Regions from separate parts of the Homo sapiens genome. Here regions 1, 2, 3, 5 and 6 are each linked to region 4. Evidence: chromatin contacts called from ENCODE Hi-C data. All regions are on one chromosome and are shown on one strand. Each heading gives the region's core, a stretch centred on a gene start or an enhancer-like site at or near the end of the contact. The rest is flanking DNA. Distances are from core to core; before and after follow the strand shown. Region 1 holds the start of ARSD (arylsulfatase D). Region 2 holds the start of GTPBP6 (GTP binding protein 6 (putative)). Region 3 holds the start of PPP2R3B (protein phosphatase 2 regulatory subunit B''beta). Region 4 holds the start of ASMTL (acetylserotonin O-methyltransferase like). Region 5 holds the start of PLCXD1 (phosphatidylinositol specific phospholipase C X domain containing 1). Region 6 overlaps CD99 (CD99 molecule (Xg blood group)).

Region 1 (3,148 bases), core at 436-2,935, 1.5 Mb after region 4:
TCTATTGGGTAGATAGTAGACTGGCTGTCTGCAACCAATCGGACTGATTTCGGGTCTAGTCTTCGTGTGCAACTTTGTGACTTCACCCTAGTCTCTGATTAGTTGGGTTTTGCAACCAATCAGATGTTTGCACAGGAGTGTGACCTTTGTAACTTCACCCTTTGGTTGGCTGCTGCCTGCAACCAATCAGACTGATCGCGGGCCACCACTTCAGTTACATGAGGTGAGCATGAAGTGGCCAATGGGAAACTTCTAGGGGGTATTTGGACCCAAGAAGATTATGTACCCGGGCCCTTGAGCCGCTGCTTGGTCGGCTCCCACACTGTGACGTGTCCTTTTGTTTTCAATAAATCCCTGCTTTCCTTCTTTTGTTGCTTCATTCTTTCTTTGCTGGGCGTTTTGTCCAATTCTTTGTTCAAAACGCCAAGAACCTGGACAACTTGCAGTCACGACCCTCTACCGGTGGCACTGGGGCGCAAATGAAGCTGGGAATGCAGGACCCGGCGCATCTGAGGAAGTGCAGCGGGGCATGGCGGTGCTAGAGGGTGGGGACATGGAGGCGGCACAAGGCCAAGGCGCCGGGGGATGGCCAGAGGGAAGTAACGGCCGCGCTTGTGGTGGAGATGGGGACGGGACAGAGAAGTCTTGGGGGGTGACCGGGGTAGGCACGGCGGTGCTGGGGGGAGGGCGCCCAATGAAGCCCACGGGGGGGAAAGGGGCGTGTCTTACCGAGCGTGTTGGGGGAGTCACAGCCGTGCTTGGGAGGATGGGGTCTGGGGGAAGGACGGGGCGCGTCTTAGTGGGATGAGGGGGAGGGCACAGCCGTGCTGGGAAGGCAAAGGGCCGGGGGGCGGGATGGAGCATGTCATGGTGGGGCCGAAGAGGCGGGGGGCGGGAAGGGGCCTTCTTAGAAATCGGGAGGGCGTCACAGCTGTGCTCGGGAGGACGGGGCGTTGGGGAGGGACAGGGAGCGTCTTAGTGGACCCGGGGAACACGGCCGTGCTGGAAGGCATCGAGCTGGGGGGTTGGGGGCGGGACGGGGTGCCTCTTAGGAAGTGGGGCGGGCAAGGCTACGCTTCGGGGGATGGAGCCTTGGGGCGGGACGGGGCGCGTCTTAGTGGGGCAGAGCGGGGGGCGCGGTTCGGGGCGGGTCTTAGGGAGCCTTTGAAGGCCGAATCCGGGCAGCGGTGTAGCTGGGCGTGGAAGGCGGAGGACCCAGCAGGGCGTGACCGGCCCAGTTTCCGCTCCCTCCGGGTCCCGGCCAGCCTTCCTCCGCCCTCCCTTCCCTTCCTCCTTTGTTCTCTTTCCCTGCCCTTCCGCCTTCCCTTCAGTTCGGTCTCCTCCACCCGCCCTTCGTCCCCTCAGTCGCCCCCCATCCCTGGGCTCTGCTGTCTGGCGTCTTTCCCGGGCACAGAACGCGCCTCCAGCTACATTTTGGAGACTACAAGGCGCCGGACACAACCACGCCCTTTACAGGGGCCCAGGCTCGCCCGGGGCGCCCCTCGCCGTGCTCGCGACCCCCTCCCCAGGCCCCCACCCTAGGCCTTAGTATGGGCCGCGTCCCGGGGTCCCAGGCACCTGGCGGCGGGCGCGGCGCGTCCCCTCCGCGCGGCGGATCGCATGGCCGAGCGCTGGCCCAGAGCGCAGGACCTTGCCCTGCGCACTCCGCGCCCGGGCGCCGCTAGTGCCAAGGCTTCCGCCCTCTCAGCTGCGGGATCTGGGCCGGGCGCCCGCCCCTCCTTCATCCGCGTCATCTCCTGGCTCTCGGGACCTCCGGGACCTGCGCGTGGAAACAGGTTTTCCCAGGTCGTCACACGGGAAGGCCTGGGCTAAGGAGCTGATTAAACCCAGTTACGATTGACCGGGCGCGGTGGCTCCCGCCTGGAATCCCAGCAGTTTGGGAGGCCAAGACGAGTGGGTCACCTGAGGTCAGGAGTTCGAGACCAGCCTGGCCAACCTGGTGAAACCCCGTCTCTACTAAAAATACAAAAATTAGCTGGGTGTGGTAGTTCACGTCTGTAGTCCCAGCTATTCGGGAGGCTGAAGCAGGAGAGTTGCTTGAACCCGGGAGGTGGAGGTTGCAGTGAGCTGAGATCGCGCCACTGCAACTCCAGCCTGGGCGACAGAGTGACACTCCGTCTCAAAAAATAAATAAATAAAAATAAAAAATAAACCCAGTTAGGCTTGAGCACAGGGAGCCCCTTTTCTTTTTGTCAGGAAGGGTCTTAGGACCTACCCAGAGCAATCAAGTTGCGATTTCAGTTTCTCAAAGCTTGGTGTTTGAAATGTCTGTTCCGGATGCTGGACTTGTACTCTAAGTCTGGGACGGGGAATGCTAGATGGGCCCTTTTTTTTTGCTTTTATTACTATTATTATTATTATTTTGAGATAGGGACTCACTCTGTCGCCCAGGCTGGAGTGCAGTGGTGCGATCTCGGCTCAGTGCAACCTCCGTCTCCTGGGTTCAAGCGATTCTCCTGCCTCAGCCTCCCGAGTAGCTGGGACTACAGGCGCGTGCCACCACGCCCGGCTAATTCCAATTGCTATTTTTATCTTTGTTTCTTTCATCAGACTGCTGTTGAAATTACTCCTTTTGATTAATCACTGTGCCCTGGACCCCTCCCCATCTTTTCTGTGACTCATCCTTTTGTTTTTGAATGATGCTATTTTGCTCATTACCCTCTCACGTAATGCTTTTTTTGTATCTTTGGCTCTCCCTTTGTTGTTTGTTTGTTTTGTTTTTAACTCTTTTGACCTCTAGAAAGATCAAGGCTGAGAGTTGAGGCTGCAGTGAGCCTTTGTTTTTGTCTAACTCTCTTGACCTCCAGTCGCTGATTCTCTCAAGCCCCTTCATGTCTTACCTCATCCCCTCACATCCCCTCACAATGCAAGATCTGGTCAAAGTATAAATTCATATTTTGTAGGAAATGCTAGCTTACAAAACAATATCACATCCCTACCTCCAGCCCAGGTGACCCACTTTCCCTCAAAGGGGGTTGCTTAGGTCCTCTTCCACTGGTCAGGGACAAAATGATTCCATAGTCTTCAAGATTAACAGTACTTTCTTTTTCCAAGGCTGAGGCTGTCAAGGGTGAGGCTGTCACCGCCTCCCAAGGAAGTGGAACTACCGGTGTGCACCACCACCCCT
Region 2 (2,916 bases), core at 409-2,908, 1.1 Mb before region 4:
GAGACAATCTCCCCGGAGAAGGCACCTTGAGCCGCCGTTTGTCCCCCGATATGACTTCGTCCCCCCAGGGCCTCTAAGTAGGAATCTGACGGGAGAAGGACACCGGAGCCACAGCGGGACACGAGGGCGACCCTGCCTTACATGGAATTTGGGCTCCAGGCGGGCGCAGCAGGGAACCCGGGAGCTGCGGGTGCTCAGGGGATTACTGAGGAACCACCGGCAGGTTTGGGGAGTAGAGAGGCAAGAGGTCTGCGCGCTGTTCTGAGCAGTTCGGGGCTTCATCTGTTCCAGGAATTAGCCATTTTGGAAAACACCCGTAAAGAAAAACCACTCATCGACTACAGGAGCTTCCAAGGGAAAAATCAACCTTTATGAGACTCTGACACGTGCAGCGACTTATTCATTTGCATTTCCTCCTGGGGGGTGGGGGGTGGGACTAGACACAGATTGGTCCGCTGGACGCCCTCCCTTCCCTGACCTCAAACACACCGTGCCTACCTCTAACCCAGAGCAAGAGAAACGTAGGTCCCATCGGCGAGAACCGCCCCGGCCCACCCAACCCCACCCCACCCCACCCCACCCCACCCCACCCCACGGACCCCACGGGCCCCACCCCATCCCACGGACTCCACCCCATAAGCTCCGCCCCCGCACTTTTACCCCATAGGCCCCTCCCCCGAAGCCCCGCCCACGCACCTCCACCAATGATATCCTCCCCTCTTCCCCATAAGCCCCGCCCTTTCACCCATGGGCTCCTCCCCCGAACCCCACCCATGCACCTCCACCTATGAGATCCTCCCTTCAGAGCCCCGCCCCCGCATCACCATCCATAAGCTCTTCCCCTCAGAGCCCCGCCCCTCAGCGCCACGCCCTGGCATCTCCAACCATCAGACCCTCTCCTTAGAGCCTGGCCCCCTGAAGCCCCGCCCCTACGTCGCCACCTGAGCTCTTCCCCTCAAAGCCCCGCCCTGGGTCTCCACCTATGAGATTCTCAGGTCAGAGCCCCGTCCCTGAATCTCTACCTATGAGCCTCCCCAGAGCCCCGCCCTTGCATCGCCAGCTATGATTCTCCCGAGTCCCGCCCCTGAATCTCCACCTATGAAATCCTTCCTGCAGAGCCCCGCCCTTGCGCCTCCACCTATGAGATTCTCCCCACAGAACCCCGCCCCTGAATCTCCACCTATGAGATCGTCCCTTCAGAGCCCCGCCCCTGAATCTCCACCTATGAGCCCCCTCCCCTCAGAGCCCCGCCCCCAGGTCTCCAGCTCCTGTTTCTCCCCCGAAAGCCCTGCCGCGGTCACCTCGAGTCATCTGCGACTTCCCCGGGCCCCACTTGACGTCAGGGTGAACCAGACACACGCGCTGGGTCCCCGCCGGCAGCAGAGGCTCTCCCCGCAGCAGCTCCTCCTCGGCGTTCTCGTCCGCATCTTCCGGCTCCTCCTCGTCGTCTCCCGTGCGGCTTCGGCCGCCGTCCGCCCGCAGGCCCCGCCCTCCGCCCCACGGCCCCTCCAGATTCCCGGGGCTCCTGCGGCCGACAGCGGCTAGCGCGCGCGCGGGGCAGGACGGCGCGGCTGCCCGCGGAGCCGAGCGGCCGCGGCCCACGCGGGAGAGCCGCAGCCCCGGGCGTACGGCGGCCCGCAGGGCCCACATGGCGCGTCTGGAGGCTGAACGTTGGGGCGGGGGCTGCCCACAGGCCGCTCCTCATCACGTGCTCGTGATTGGCGTGCGGCCGGGGCTGGCTCACCAGCGCCTCTCCCCGGCACAGGCCGTGCTCCTCATTGGTCATCCGGCGTCACGTGCTAGTGATTGGCGTGCAGCTGGGGCGTGCTCACCAGCGCCTCTCCGCAGCATAGGGCGTGATCCTCATTGGTCATCCCTTGTCACGTGCTGGTGATTGGCGTGCGGCCGGGGCGGGCTCCCTAGCGCCGCGCCCCGGCAGGGCGTGCTCCTCATTGGTCGCCCCGCATCAGGTGCTGGTGATTGGCACGCGCTGCCGGCGGGGGAGGCGGGACCGGGCCGCTTCTTGTTCGGCGTGGGCGGCTCCTGGCAGACCCATCCCGCGGTGCAGCCGCCGGCCCGGTAGGCGCCAGGACCCCGAGCCTCGGCGGCGGCGGCGGCGGCGGCAGCGCTGCCTTCACTCACCTCGTCCTCGCTCCCGTCCTACCCCGTTCCGCGCTGGGTGGAGTCCAAGTCTGATTGCGAGAGTCCGGAACGCCGCCTCGGGGGCTTGACTCCAGCCCCGGGGATCGAGAACGGCGCCCAGGGGTCCCTACGTCTGCCTTGGGGGCTCGAGTCCCGCCCTGGGCGTCCGTGACGTCGCCCAGGGGTCTCCACGTCTGCCCTGGAACCTGGAGAGCCGCCGTGGGGGCCCCGGAAGCTGCCCCGGAGTCCCCACGTCTGCCCTGGGGGCTCGAGTCCAGCTCTCAGGGTCCCGGACGCCACCCAGGGGGTCCCCATGTCTGCTTTGGGGGCTCGAGTCCAGCCATGGGGGTCCTGGACGCCGCCTCGGCGTCCCCGCGTCTGCCTTGGGGGCCCGAGTCCCGCCCTGGGGGTCCTGGACGCCGCCTCGGCATCCCCGCGTCTGCCTTGGGGGCTCGAGTCCCGCCCTGGGGGTCCCCGATGCCGCCCGGGGGTCCTCACGTCTACCTTGGAGACTGGAGTTCCCCCGTGGGAGTCTCGGACGCCACCCCGGAGTCACCGTGTCTAGCCTTGGGGGCTTGAGTCCAGCCCTGGGGGTCCTGGACGTCGCCGAGGAGCCCCCACGTCTGCCTTTGGGGCTTGAGACCTGCTCTGGGGGTCCCGGTCGCCGCCCAGGTGGGTCCCCACGTCTAGCCTTGGGGGCTTGAGTCCAGCCCTGGGGGGCCCGGATGCCGCCCGGGGGTTCTCCTCGTCTGCCTTGGGGGTTGGGTCCAGCCC
Region 3 (3,180 bases), core at 77-2,576, 1.1 Mb before region 4:
CCAGAGCACTCTAGGTAACATAGCAAGACCTCGTCTCTGCAAAAATAAATAAATAAATAAATAAACAAAAATTAGCCTGGCGTGATGGTGCACGCCTGTAATCCCAGCTACTGGGGAGGCTGAGGCAGGAAGTCCAACTGTGTTTGCGCCACTGCACTCCAGCCTAGGAGACAGAGCAAGACCCTGTCTCCAAAGAATTGTAAAATAAATAAAAAACGGACCAGGCGCAGTGACTCACGTCTGAAATCCCAGCACTTTGGGAGGCCAAGGCGGGAGGATCACTTGAGGTCAGGAGTTCGAGACCAGCCTGGCCCACATGGGGGAAACCCAGTCTCTACTAAAAATACAACATCAGCCAGGCGTGGTGGCACGTGCCTGTAAGTCCCAGCTCCTCGGGAGCCTGAGGCAGGAGAATCGCTTGAACCTGGGAGGCAGAGGTTGCAGTGAGCCAAGATCGCGCCATCGTACTCCAGCCTGGGCAACAGAGCAAAACTCTGTCTCAAAATTAAAACAAATTAAAATAATAAAATAAAATAAAATAGGAAGCCTTTCTACCTTTATAAATTGTGTGATTTTTAGGTTAACAACTGTCAATGACGGAATGTTCAGTACGTGGGACTTTCTTGTCTGTATGTGTGTGGTGGGGGGGGTCGGGGCGGGGAACAGACTCAATATGAAACCGTTTTGGGGTCTGACGCTCGCCCACCAGCCTCCATCGCGCAGCCACACGCCCACTATGCGACCAGAGCCACCTGCGCAGTTGTTAGCAGAAGGAAGAGTAACTTACTACTCTCGTCCCTGCGGATCTACGGGTGCCTCGAACGTGGGGCGCGTTCCTGGGGCTGGAGGCGGCGCCCAGGGGCAGCGCAGGGCCCGGCCCGGGGGTTCCCGGGGGTTCGAGCCCGCTGGGCCGGGGGGCGGCGAGCGGGGCTGTGGGCCAGGCCCCGGGCTGCTCCCCGTCCCCCGGGGTCGGCTGGTCCCGCCCGGGCGCCTTGATCCGGCGCAGGCAGTCCTGCAGCATCCGCTGCGTGCTGGCCTCGCTGAGCCAGTACAGGAACAGCTCGTCCACCTTCATCTTCAGGACCGGCTGCAGCACTTTGCCGGGCGGCATGGCGGGGGCTGGGCCCGCGGCGCCCCCGGACGCCCGCGCCCCGCCCCGCCCCGGGGGCTTCGGTCCGCCCCGGACCGACCTCGGTGATGCGAGCACGGCCCGCTGAGGGGGCGCGGCGCAGGGAACAGGGCCCGCGCCTCGGGAACTGCGCGGACTCGCGGGGCGCGGGGACCGAGGAGGGGGCGCGGTCCGGCCCGCGCTGCTCAGGGCAGCTTCAAAACGGGCGCGCCGGCCGCGCTCCCAAACAAGGGCGCCCGCGTTCACGTCACTGCGTCGCGTCATCGCGACGATGTCATCACGAGGCGACGCCGCCGCTAGCCACGCGCGCCCCGCGGCCCTCGGAGCTTTTGCAGGAGGCTTTGGTGGGGCCGAGCGGCTGCGGTGAGGACGAGGGAGGGGCTGTGGCGGCCGTACCGCCCGAGCTCTTTCTGCGTTTAGGATTTTTAGAGGCGCGGCCCATGGCGGCGTGGCAGTCCTAGAGCTGCGGAAATGCGAGCATGCGCAATGCGTGCCTGCCAGAGCGAGGAGAGGGTGGAACCTCCGCATGGAGCATGCGCCGTGCATAGCGGTGGAGGAGCGGAGTTCGGGAGGCCGGTCGGGTGAGCGTGCGCAATGGCTGCCCGCGGGGCGCAAGCCAGAGGCTGGGAGGTGTGTGAGCGGGTGGGGCTGGAGGACGGGAGTGCGCCTGCGCAGTGGGAGGCACCGGGAACGAGCGAGCATGCGGGGTGCGCGCCCGCCGAGCTCGGGAGCGAGCGTGCGTCCTACGGGAGCGCGCGAGGAAAAGATCAAACTTTTCAATAACAGCGGGCTACCTGGGACCCAAAGGGCCCCGTTTACTTTAGCTTTGCTTATCAAACAGTAGAGACAGGTTGGAGGAGTTGGACCCCTTTAAACGTTGGTGTTCAGGGATGAGCGTGAAGTGCGTTGAAAATTGCAAAAATCATCCACGTCCAGGGAGGTGACATTAGTTAAATAACTTTACCCAATGGTCGTTTTTGTTTCTGCTTTTAACAGTATCCATAAAAACACTGCATTATCATCTGTCTGGCACACATGCACCTGTTTCCTTTACATCTTGCCCCGCTTTTTATTCATTTTTTATCAAAATAGGGTTTCACCTGGTGTTGCACCCTGTTAGAGAGTAATTTCAAGGTCTTTTATGAGCCAGGTTCTCCTACTTCTGAGCTGCATAAATCGAGCCAGACTCAATAAGTAACCCTTGGCCGGGCGCGGTGGCTCAAGTCTGTAATCCCGGCACTTTGGGAGGCTGAAGCGGGCAGATCACGAAGTCAGGAGTTCGAGACCAGCCTGGCCAGCATAGTGAAACCGCCCCCACCATCTCTACTAAAAATAGAAAAATTAGCCGGGCATAGTAGCGTGTGCCTGTAGTCCCAGCTACTCGGGAGGCTGTGGCGGGAGAATTGCTTGAACCCAGGAGGTGGAGGTTGCAGTGAGCTGAGATCACACCATTGCACTCCAGCCTGGGCGACAGAGCCAGACTTTGTCTCAAAAAAAAAAAAAATAACTCTTTTTTTAGTTTTATTTTTTTTTTGAGTTGGAGTCTCGCTCTGTCGCCCAGGCTGGAGTGCGATGGCAAGATCTCAGCTCACTGTAACCTCCGCCTCCCGGGTTCAAGGGATCCTCCTGCCTCAGCCTCCCGAGTAGCTGGGATTACAGGCGCCCGCCACCACGCCTGGCTAATTTTTGTATTTTTGGTAGAGACAGGGTTTCACCGTATTAGCCAGGATGGTCTCGAACTCCTGACCTCAAGTGATCCACCCGCCTCGGCCTCCCAAAGTGCTGGGATTACAGGCGTGAGCTACCACGCCCGGCCTAAATAACTCTTTTTGTTCGTATGAGACAGGGTTTTGCTCCGTCACCCAGGCTGCGATCTTAGCTGAGTGCAGCCTTGATCTCCTGGCTCAAGCGATCCTCCCACCTCAGCCTTCCAAGCAGCTGGGACAACAGGCATGCGCCACCATGCCTGGCTCATTTTTAATTTTATTGTTTATAGAGACGAGGTGTTGCTGGTCTCACACTCCTGGCCTCAAGCAATCTTCCTGCCTTTG
Region 4 (2,991 bases), core at 199-2,698:
TTTGGGTCCCGGGTTACTCTCCCTACCCCCATCCCTAGGGGGATCCCGGCTTACTCTCCCCTCCCCCATCCCTAGGGGGTCCCAGGTTACTCTCCCATCCCCATTCCTAGGGGGTTCTGGGTCACTCCCTGCAACCCCATGCCTAGGGGTTTCGGGTCACTCTCCCCACCCCCATCCCTAGGGGGGTCCCGGGTCACTTGACCTCCCCATTCCTAGGGGTCCCGGGTTACTCTCCTCTCCCCCATCCCTAGGGGTCCCGGGTTACTCTCCCCACCCCCATCCCTAGGGGGGTCTCGGCTTACTCTCCCTATCCCCAACCCTGGAGGTCCCGGGTTACTCTCCCCATCCCCATGCCTGGGGGTCCCGGGTTACTCTCCCCATCCCCATCCATGGGGCTCCGGGGTCACTCTGCTGTCCCCATCCCTAGCGGTCCTGGGTCACTCCTCCCTCCCCATCCCTAGGGGGTCCCGGGTCACTCTCCCCAACCACATGCCTAGGGCGTCCTGGGTTACTCTCCCCACCCCCATCGCTAGGGGGTCCCAGGTTACAGGTTACTCTCTCCAACCCCATCCCTAAGGTGTCCCGGGTTTCTCTCCCCTCCCCCACCCCTAGGGGGGTCCCGGGTTACTCTCCCCTCCCCCATCCCTAGGGGGTCCTGGGTCACTCTCCCCAACCCCATCCCTAGGGGTCCCGGGTTATTCTCCCCAACCCCATTCCTGGGGGTCTCGGCTTACTCTCCCCATCCCCATGCCTGGGGGTCCCGGGTTACTCTCCTCTCCCCCATCCCTAGGGGTCCCGGGTTACTCCCCCACCCCCATCCCTAGGGGGGGTCTCGGCTTACTCTCCCCATCCCCAACCCTGGAGGTCCCGGGTTACTCTCCCCATCCCCATGCCTGGGGGTCCCGGGTTACTCTCCTCATCCCCATCCATGGGGCTCCGGGGTCACTCTGCTGTCCCCATCCCTAGCGGTCCTGGGTCACTCTACCCTCCCCATTCCTAGGGGTCCCGGGTTACGATCCCCTCCCCCATCCCTATGGGGACCCAGGTCACTCCCCACCCCCATGCCTAGGGGGTTCCGGGTTACTCTCCCCTCCCCCATCCCTAGAGGTTCCGGGTCACTCTCCCCAACCCTATCCCTGGAGGTCCCGGGACACTCTCCCCTCCCCCATCCCTAAGGGTCTCGGGTCACTCTCCCATCCCTATCCCTAGAGTTCCTGAGTCGCTGGGCCCTCCGGGGTTCAGCCCCTCCGTCCCCGGTCCCCTGCCCCGCCCAGGCCCAGGCCGTACCGCGTTGCTGAGGATCTCCTGACGGCGTGGGGAGGCGCTGGCCAGCACCACGCGCTTGTGCAGCAGCTTCCCAATCACCGGGCACAGCACCATGGCGTCCACGCCGGGAGCCGGGCGTCCGCACTTCTGAGCCCGGAGCCCGCGGTGCGCGCAGCGCGGCTGCAAAAAAAACAGGCGGCCAGAGTCCCGCCTCCGCGAGGCCACGCCCCCGCCCGCCTCCGCGAGGCCACGCCCAGTCCGCGCCTTCAGTGGCCTCCCCGCGAGACCGCGCCCAGGCCACGCCTCCATTGAACACTCCGTCAGGCCTCGCCCAGGCCACACCTCCATTGCCCTCTCCACCAGGCCACGCCCATGTCACGCCCCATTGATCTCCCCTGAGACCACGCCCAGACCACGCCTCCATTGCCCTCTCCGTCAGGCCACGCCCAGGCCACACCTCCATTGCCCTCTCCGCCAGGCCACGCCCATGTCACGCCGCCATTGACCGCTCCGCCAGGCCACGCCCAGGCCACACCTCCTTGCCCTCTCCGCCAGGCCACGCCCATGCCACGCCGCCATTGAGCTCCCCGTGAGGCCACGCCCAGGCCACACCCCCGCCCGCCTCCCCCCCGGGCACCGCCCCGGCCGCTTGGTGAAGCACCGCCCCCAGCTCCGCCTCCCGGGCCCCGTCCCCGCCCCCGGCGCTCGCCCCGCCCCTCCCCACCCCGCCTGCGGCGCCAAGACCTGCAATGGCGCAGGCAGCTGCGGGGTCCCGGGGAGGAAAGGCTGGCGTGGATACTTGGGGTTCCTTGCAGGCGCGGCGTGGGGAGTGGAAATGCTGGGTTTCCGCAGCTGCGGTTGTGGGCAGTTGTGGGGGTGGGGGGTTCTTACCCGCACGTGGAGGGGCCCGGCGCAGAGATGGGGGTCTTGTGGGAGCCGCGTCGGGGAAGGTAGAGATAGGGGGTTCCCCGCGGACCCGGTGCGAGTGGCGTGGGGATGGGGATGTCCTCGTGCCTGGTGGGAGGGGAGTGGAGATGGGGGTGTCCACGGGCCTGGTGGGAGGGGCGTGGAGATGGGGGTGTCCACGGGCCTGGTGGGAGGGGCGTGGAGATGGGGGTGTCCACGGGCCTGGTGGGAGGGGCGTGGAGATGGGGGTGTCCACGGGCCTGGTGGGAGGGGCGTGGAGATGGGGGTGTCCACGGGCCTGGTGGGAGGGGCGTGGAGATGGGGGTGTCCACGGGCCTGGTGGGAGGGGCGTGGAGATGGGGATCCCCGCGGGGATGGTGGGAGGGGTTTGGAGATGAGGGTCCCCGCGAGAATGCTCGGAGGGGTATGGATATGGGGGTCCCCGCGGGCCGGGTGGGAAGGGCGGGGAGATGGGTGGGGGGGGGGTCCCCGCGTGCCTGGTGGGAGGGGCGTGGAGAAGGTGGGGGTCCTTGTGGGAGGGGCGTGGACACTGGGGATCCGCGCGGGCGTGGTGATGGGCGCGGCGTGGGGACCCCCTGGGGGCGCGGTGCTGGGGGCGCAGGGATGGGACCAGGGCGGGCGCTGTGAGGTGGGGGACGCCCGGCTGTGCCTTCCCTCCCTAAACGGAGCCCACCTCCAGGGCAGCGGGTCCCTTGCGCGCCGCAGGCTGCAGGGGGCGCGCGTGAGCTGTGCGAGGATTTTTCTTAAACCCCAGAGCCCAGCCGCACCTGCTCCACATAAACCCAGCGTGGCGTGGAG
Region 5 (2,832 bases), core at 333-2,832, 1.2 Mb before region 4:
AGAGTTATTAGTAGAAAGGAATATCTGCATTAAGATAAGAGGATGTGGAGACGAAGGTTTTTTGTTTTTGAACGGGAGTCTCACTCTGTCTCCCAGGCTGGAGTGCAATGGCGCGATCTCGGCTCACTGCAACCTCCGCCTCCCGGGTTCAAGCGATTCTCCTGCCTCAGCCTCCCAGTAGCTGGGACTACAGGCGCGCGCCAGCACGGCTAAATGATTTTTGTATTTTTACCAGTGATGGGGTTTTGCCATGTTGGCCAGGCCGGTTTCGAACTCCTGACCTCAGGTGATCCGCCCGCCTCGGCCTCCCAAAGTGTTGAAGTGCTCGAATTACAGGCGTGAGCCAGCGGGCCCCGCCCAGACCTGCATTTTAACCTCCCCTCCACCCCGCGGCCCCGGGACCCTGGGCATCCGGAGGCTCACAGCGGCCCTGCTGGGATGCTCCAGGCAGATCACTGCACAGCCCTGCAGGCAGAGGGGAGGCCGTGCAGGAGGAGGGGAGGCCGTGCAGGGGGAAGGGAGGCCGTGCAGGGGGAGGGGAGGCCGTGCAGGGGGAAGGGGGGCCGTGCAGGGGGAAGGGAGGCCGTGCAGGGGGAAGGGAGGCCGTGCAGGCAGAGGGGAAGACGTGCAGGGGGAGGGGAGGCCGTGCAGGAGGAGGGGAGGCCGTGCAGGGGGAAGGGAGGCCGTGCAGGCGGAGGGGGGTACGTGCAGGGGGCAGCGGAGGCCGTGCAGGGGGAGGGGAGGCCGTGCAGGGGGAAGGGGGGCCGTGCAGGGGGAAGGGAGGCCGTGCAGGGGGAAGGGAGGCCGTGCAGGCGGAGGGGGGTACGTGCAGGGGGCAGCGGAGGCCGTGCAGGGGGAAGGGAGGCCGTGCAGGGGGAGGGGAGGCCGTGCAGGGGGAAGGGGGGCCGTGCAGGGGGAAGGGAGGCCGTGCAGGGGGAAGGGAGGCCGTGCAGGCGGAGGGGAAGACGTGCAGGGGGAGGGGAGGCCGTGCAGGGGGAGGGGAGGCCGTGCAGGGGGAGGGGAGGCCGTGCAGGGGGAGGGGAGGCCGTGCAGGGGGAAGGGAGGCCGTGCAGGGGGAAGGGAGGCCGTGCAGGCGGAGGGGGGTACGTGCAGGGGGCAGCGGAGGCCGTGCAGGGGGAGGGGAGGCCGTGCAGGGGGAAGGGGGGCCGTGCAGGGGGAGGGGAGGCCGTGCAGGGGGAGGGGAGGCCGTGCAGGGGGAGGGGAGGCCGTGCAGGGGGAGGGGGGCCGTGCAGGGGGAAGGGAGGCCGTGCAGGGGGAGGGGAGGCCGTGCAGGGGGAGGGGGGGCCGTGCAGGCGGAGGGGGGCCGTGCAGGGGGAGGGGGGGCCGTGCAGGCGGAGCGGGGGGCGTGCAGGGGGAGGGGAAGCCGTCCTGGGCCTTTTCCAGCTGGCTGCAGAGAAGGGGCCAGCTCCCTCCTGGGGACCCGGAGCCGCGGTACAGGTGTGGTTGCTTCTCTTGGAGAAAGAGGCTGAGCTGACATCCCCCGGGCTGATAAAGAATGGGCTCCTCCTCCTGGGCCCAGCAGGCTCCCGGGACCCTCCCTCCCTCCCTCCCTCCCTCCCTCCTTCCGGGCAGCAGGGAAGATCTGAGTTCATGTAGCTGGTGTTGGCTTAGGGTCTGGGAGGAAGGCTTTTGGGAAGATGTAAATAAGAACAAAATCTGCAGCCACCTGGGAAGCCTGGCCTCAGTGTGGAAGAGAAGGCAGCAGGATTATTACAGAACCTTGTGAAGCCAACGCGGGCAGCCGCCAGGAGCTGCAGACCGAGAGGATCTCGTCCTTTCTTGCGGCCCAGGGAGACCAGGCCTTTCATTCTGGGCTCGAGACCAACAATTCGAATTCCGAACTCCCCCTGCGTGTGGGACTCAAGGTGGGTTTGCAGTTTGCAGGCAGCTGAAGTTTGTCTCTTCTCCAGGAGGCCGGGGCTTCTTCCCTTCCTCTCTGTCCCATTTCTTTTTTCTTGAGACAGAGTCTCACTTTGTCACCCAGGCTGGAGTGCAATGGTGTGATTGTGGCTCACTACAGCCCCCGCCTCCCGGGTTCAAGCCTCAGCCTCCTGAGTAGCTGGGATTACAGGCGTGCGCCACCACGGCCGGCTACTTTTTGTACTTTTAGTAGAAATGGGGTTTCACCATGTTGGCCAGGCTGGTCTCGAACCCCTGACCTCAGGTGATCCACCCACCTCAGCCTCCCAAAGTGATGGGATGACAGGCGTGAGCCACCGTGCCCGGCCCCTCCAGGTCTCATTTCTAAGAGGAGGCCTCAGGTCCACCAGGAAACATTCCTCAGATGTGAAACTGTCAACAGGCTGATTTCTGGGCTCAAGATCAACAATTCTAATTGATTTGATTAAATCAATTAGATCTAATGATTTTAATCTAATCAGTTTTAATCTAAATGATTAAAAATCTTACATACATTGCCGGGCGTGGTGGCGGACGCCTGTAATCCCAGCTACTCTGGAGGCTGAGGCAGGAGAATTGCTTGAACCTGGGAGGCGGAGGTTGCAGTGAGCCGAGATTGCATCATTGCACTCCAGCCTGGGTAACAAGAGTGAAACCCTGTCTTTAAAAAAAACAAAACAAAACAAAAAAAAAACCGTACATACAGCTGGGCACCGTGGCTCACGCCAGTAATCCCAGCACTTTGGGAGGCCGAGGCAGGCAGATCACCTGAGGTCAGGAGTTCAAGACTAGCCTGACCAAGATAGTGAAACCCCGTCTCTACCAAAAATACAAAAATTAAGCAGGTGTGGTGGCGGGCGCCTGTAATCCCAGCTACTCTGGAGGCTGAGGCAGGAGAATTGCTTGAACCTG
Region 6 (2,830 bases), core at 223-2,722, 1.3 Mb after region 4:
ATGCATATATGCATGCATGCACACGTGTGCACCCACACAGCAAGTCACATGTGCACGTGAGCACACATGAAAACACACAAGCACATGCACATACTCCTGCAGTGCACATGCACACCCATATATGCATGCACACAGGTGTGTGCTCAGATAGCACCCTCACACATATGCACACAAGCACACAGGCAAACACGCAGACACATGAACAAATGCACATATATATTCATGCAGTGCACTTGTGCACATATACACATGCAAACAGGTGTGCATTCAGCACACTCACAATGCACATGAAAACACGTGTGCACACACATGCAGTGCAATACATATATGCATGCACATGTGTGCCCACACCATACACCCACACATACGTGCAGGAGCACACACGTGCACACACAGAAACCACATGAATGCATGAGCACGCGTATATGAAATACACATGTACACATGAGCACATCCACACGCGCACATGCATGAACATAGACACACACATGCATGTACATAGACACGCACATGCATGTACATAGACATGCACACGTATACCCAGGCCCTGCATTGGAAAAAATCCAAAATGTGGCTTGGTTGCAAAGAGCACATGAAGAGCTGTTGAATGCAGAGGTGCCCAGCAAGAAGCATGGACCTAAACCCGAAGGTGGTTGGGGGAAGCTTGGGGACACCTGGGTGGGCAAATGGCCCCCCTGAGGCCCAGGGACAGATGCAAAAACCCAGCAAGCCAGGAGGGTCTTTGAAAAAAAAAATGTGTACCACATGTGACATTTCCCATGTGAGGGAAGCATCGAGATCATACTGTGTTTTCCCTGTGCCCTGCGATTTTGCAGCTGACATGCCCTTTCTGTGGAAATATATAGCAGTCCTCATGCTAGGATTGCGTGTTCTGTGTCAGGCAGCTGGGCATGGGAGTGCAGGGTGTGGGGTGGAACCTGGGAGGAGAGTTCTAGTTTTACCACTGTGTTCCGGCCGTGGGGTGTCCTGGGGAATGGAGGCCACCTCCTGACACTGGAGTTTCCTGGGTTCTGCTGTGAGCGAGGAGTGGGAGAAGACAAGACTCTGGTCTTAGAAACCTTCCGAGTCTCGTACGCCCTTGACTGCCGTTTCTGAGTATTTCCTGAAGCTTGGGAAGGATGAGTCACTTTAAGGGGATTGTCCTATGTTGCTTTGTTTTGTTTCTTTAGTGACGGTGTCTATGATCATCTTCTGTTTATGAGGGTGAAATTACAGAAATAAGAAGGGTTACACTTAAAATAATATCTGTACTTTACTTTCACGTGTGGGGTTTTTTTTTGTCATTGCTGCTGCTTTTTTTTCTTTAACATTCTGACAGTTCTGTCTGCTTATTATTAAGTCTTCCTACCTTTCTAAAGAGAATGTCTTTCTTGCTAAAGAATACATTATGGACTCTTGGAATCTCTTTGTTGGGGTGGAGGGGGTGGGGACTTGCCCTGACTTGCTGGGAATGCCCATAGGGTTTAGAAGTCACGTCTACCGCTGAGGCACTAACAAAGGTAAGCCTTCAAGGAAGCACTGTCATTTCCGGGGAAGAGAGTTTTGAGGAAATTGAAACAGTTACGAATTGATCTAGCAGTCCCTCTACTAATGTATCTACATATGAAGATATGTAGAGATGACTTTTTTTTTTTTTTTTTTTTTGAGATGGAGTCTCCCTCTGTCACCCAGGCTGGAGTGCAGTGGCATGATCTCTGCTCACTGCAACCTCTACTTCCCGGATTCAAGCGATTTTCCTGCCTCAGCCTCCTGAGTAGCTGGGATTACATGCGCATATCACCACGCCTGGCCAATTTTTTTGTATTTATAGTAGAGACGGGGTTTCACCATGTTGGTTGGGCTGGTCTCGAACTCCTGACCTCGTGATCCTCTCACCTTGGCCTCCCAAAGTGCTGAGATTACAGGTGTGAGCCACCGCACCCGGCCCCAGAGATGACTTCTAAACCTTCAGGGTATTCCCAGCAAGTCAGGGCAAGTCTATATATATATAATATATATATGTGTATATATATATTTGTATAAATATATAATTCGTATATATAGTATGTATATATAGTATATATAGTATGTATGTATATGGTGTGTATATATGTAGTGTGTGTATACATAGTATGTGTATATACAGTATGTATGTATATAGTATGTGTATATATAGTATGTGTGTGTATTATATATATATATAGTATGTGTATGTGTGTATATATATATATGTTTATTTGGGATAAGGAAAGGAAATCAGTATGTCAAAGAGACACTCCCCTCCCATGTTTATTGCAGCACCATTCGGAGTAGCCAAGACATGCAGTCAATGGAAGAGCCCATCAAGGGATGAATGCAGAAAGAAAATGTGCTATATCAACTCTGTACATTCACTAAAAGCCATTCATTTGCACAGTGAGAATAAGTGCCTTTCATGCTATGTAAACTATGCCTCAATAAAGCTATTAAATGAACAAAGAAAATAGGGTATATTCACAATGGAATGGTATTCAGCTTTAAAAAAGAAGGAGGTTGGCTGGGTGCGGTGGCTCATGCCTGTCATCCTAGCACTTTGGGAGGCTGAGGCAGGTGGATCACCTGAGGTCAGGAGTTCAAGACCAGCCTGGCCAACATGGTGAAACCCCGTCTCTAGTAAAAATACAAAAAATTAGCTGGGCATGATGGGCGGGCGCCTATAGTCCCAGCTACTCAGGAGGCTGAGGCAGGAGAATTGCTTGAACCCAGGAGGCGGAGGTTGTAGTGAGCCAAGATCATCGCACTCCAGCTTGGGCAACAGAGTGAGACTCTGTCTCAAAAAGAAAAAAGAAGG

What was found. Hi-C counts contacts between places; a loop is a spot of excess contacts on that map. Pooled maps may share reads with other maps.
Region 1: a map of ascending aorta shows a loop between it and region 4 (25-fold over the local background). The contact joins the promoter of ARSD here to the promoter of ASMTL in region 4. A Hi-C loop is called at or near these places in 1 of 168 maps with a recorded cell type or tissue (ascending aorta), 1 of 37 single-sample maps with no recorded cell type and 14 of 50 pooled maps.
Region 2: a map of tibial artery shows a loop between it and region 4 (14-fold over the local background). The contact joins the promoter of GTPBP6 here to the promoter of ASMTL in region 4. A Hi-C loop is called at or near these places in 6 of 168 maps with a recorded cell type or tissue (Caco-2, GM12878, naive thymus-derived CD4-positive, alpha-beta T cell and 2 more), 16 of 37 single-sample maps with no recorded cell type and 26 of 50 pooled maps.
Region 3: a loop to region 4 is called in a map of ascending aorta, with 11 times the contacts of the local background. The contact joins the promoter of PPP2R3B here to the promoter of ASMTL in region 4. A Hi-C loop is called at or near these places in 3 of 168 maps with a recorded cell type or tissue (CD4-positive, alpha-beta memory T cell, ascending aorta and naive thymus-derived CD4-positive, alpha-beta T cell), 11 of 37 single-sample maps with no recorded cell type and 25 of 50 pooled maps.
Region 5: a map of CD8-positive, alpha-beta T cell shows a loop between it and region 4 (21-fold over the local background). The contact joins the promoter of PLCXD1 here to the promoter of ASMTL in region 4. A Hi-C loop is called at or near these places in 1 of 168 maps with a recorded cell type or tissue (CD8-positive, alpha-beta T cell), 4 of 37 single-sample maps with no recorded cell type and 6 of 50 pooled maps.
Region 6: a loop to region 4 is called in a pooled map, with 9 times the contacts of the local background. The contact joins the enhancer-like site here to the promoter of ASMTL in region 4. A Hi-C loop is called at or near these places in 3 of 37 single-sample maps with no recorded cell type and 15 of 50 pooled maps.

Annotation. Positions count from the first base shown.
Region 1 is chrX:2,927,654-2,930,801 of GRCh38, forward strand. ARSD (arylsulfatase D) reads right to left here and starts at 1,686. Exons shown (of 10, transcript NM_001669.4): 1 at 1,579-1,686. The coding sequence starts at 1,622. RefSeq lists silencers at 1,174-1,333, 1,354-1,703.
Region 2 is chrX:317,138-320,053 of GRCh38, forward strand. It overlaps GTPBP6 (GTP binding protein 6 (putative)), which reads right to left and starts at 1,659. Exons shown (of 10, transcript NM_012227.4): 1 at 1,302-1,659. The coding sequence starts at 1,650. It overlaps LINC00685 (long intergenic non-protein coding RNA 685), which reads left to right and starts at 2,008. Exons shown (of 1, transcript NR_027232.1): 1 at 2,008-2,916.
Region 3 is chrX:385,581-388,760 of GRCh38, forward strand. It overlaps PPP2R3B (protein phosphatase 2 regulatory subunit B''beta), which reads right to left and starts at 1,327. Exons shown (of 13, transcript NM_013239.5): 1 at 788-1,327. The coding sequence starts at 1,111.
Region 4 is chrX:1,451,461-1,454,451 of GRCh38, forward strand. ASMTL (acetylserotonin O-methyltransferase like) reads right to left here and starts at 1,449. Exons shown (of 13, transcript NM_004192.4): 1 at 1,288-1,449. The coding sequence starts at 1,380.
Region 5 is chrX:279,799-282,630 of GRCh38, forward strand. PLCXD1 (phosphatidylinositol specific phospholipase C X domain containing 1) reads left to right here and starts at 1,583. Exons shown (of 7, transcript NM_018390.4): 1 at 1,583-1,886.
Region 6 is chrX:2,709,224-2,712,053 of GRCh38, forward strand. All of the region lies in intron 1 of CD99 (CD99 molecule (Xg blood group)), which reads left to right. Among named protein-coding and RNA genes, the nearest start is that of CD99, 19 kb to the left of the region's middle. Within about 2 kb of position 1,473, at least 17 of the 41 ENCODE cell types and tissues checked have a DNase peak (open chromatin) inside an H3K27ac peak, as active enhancers do.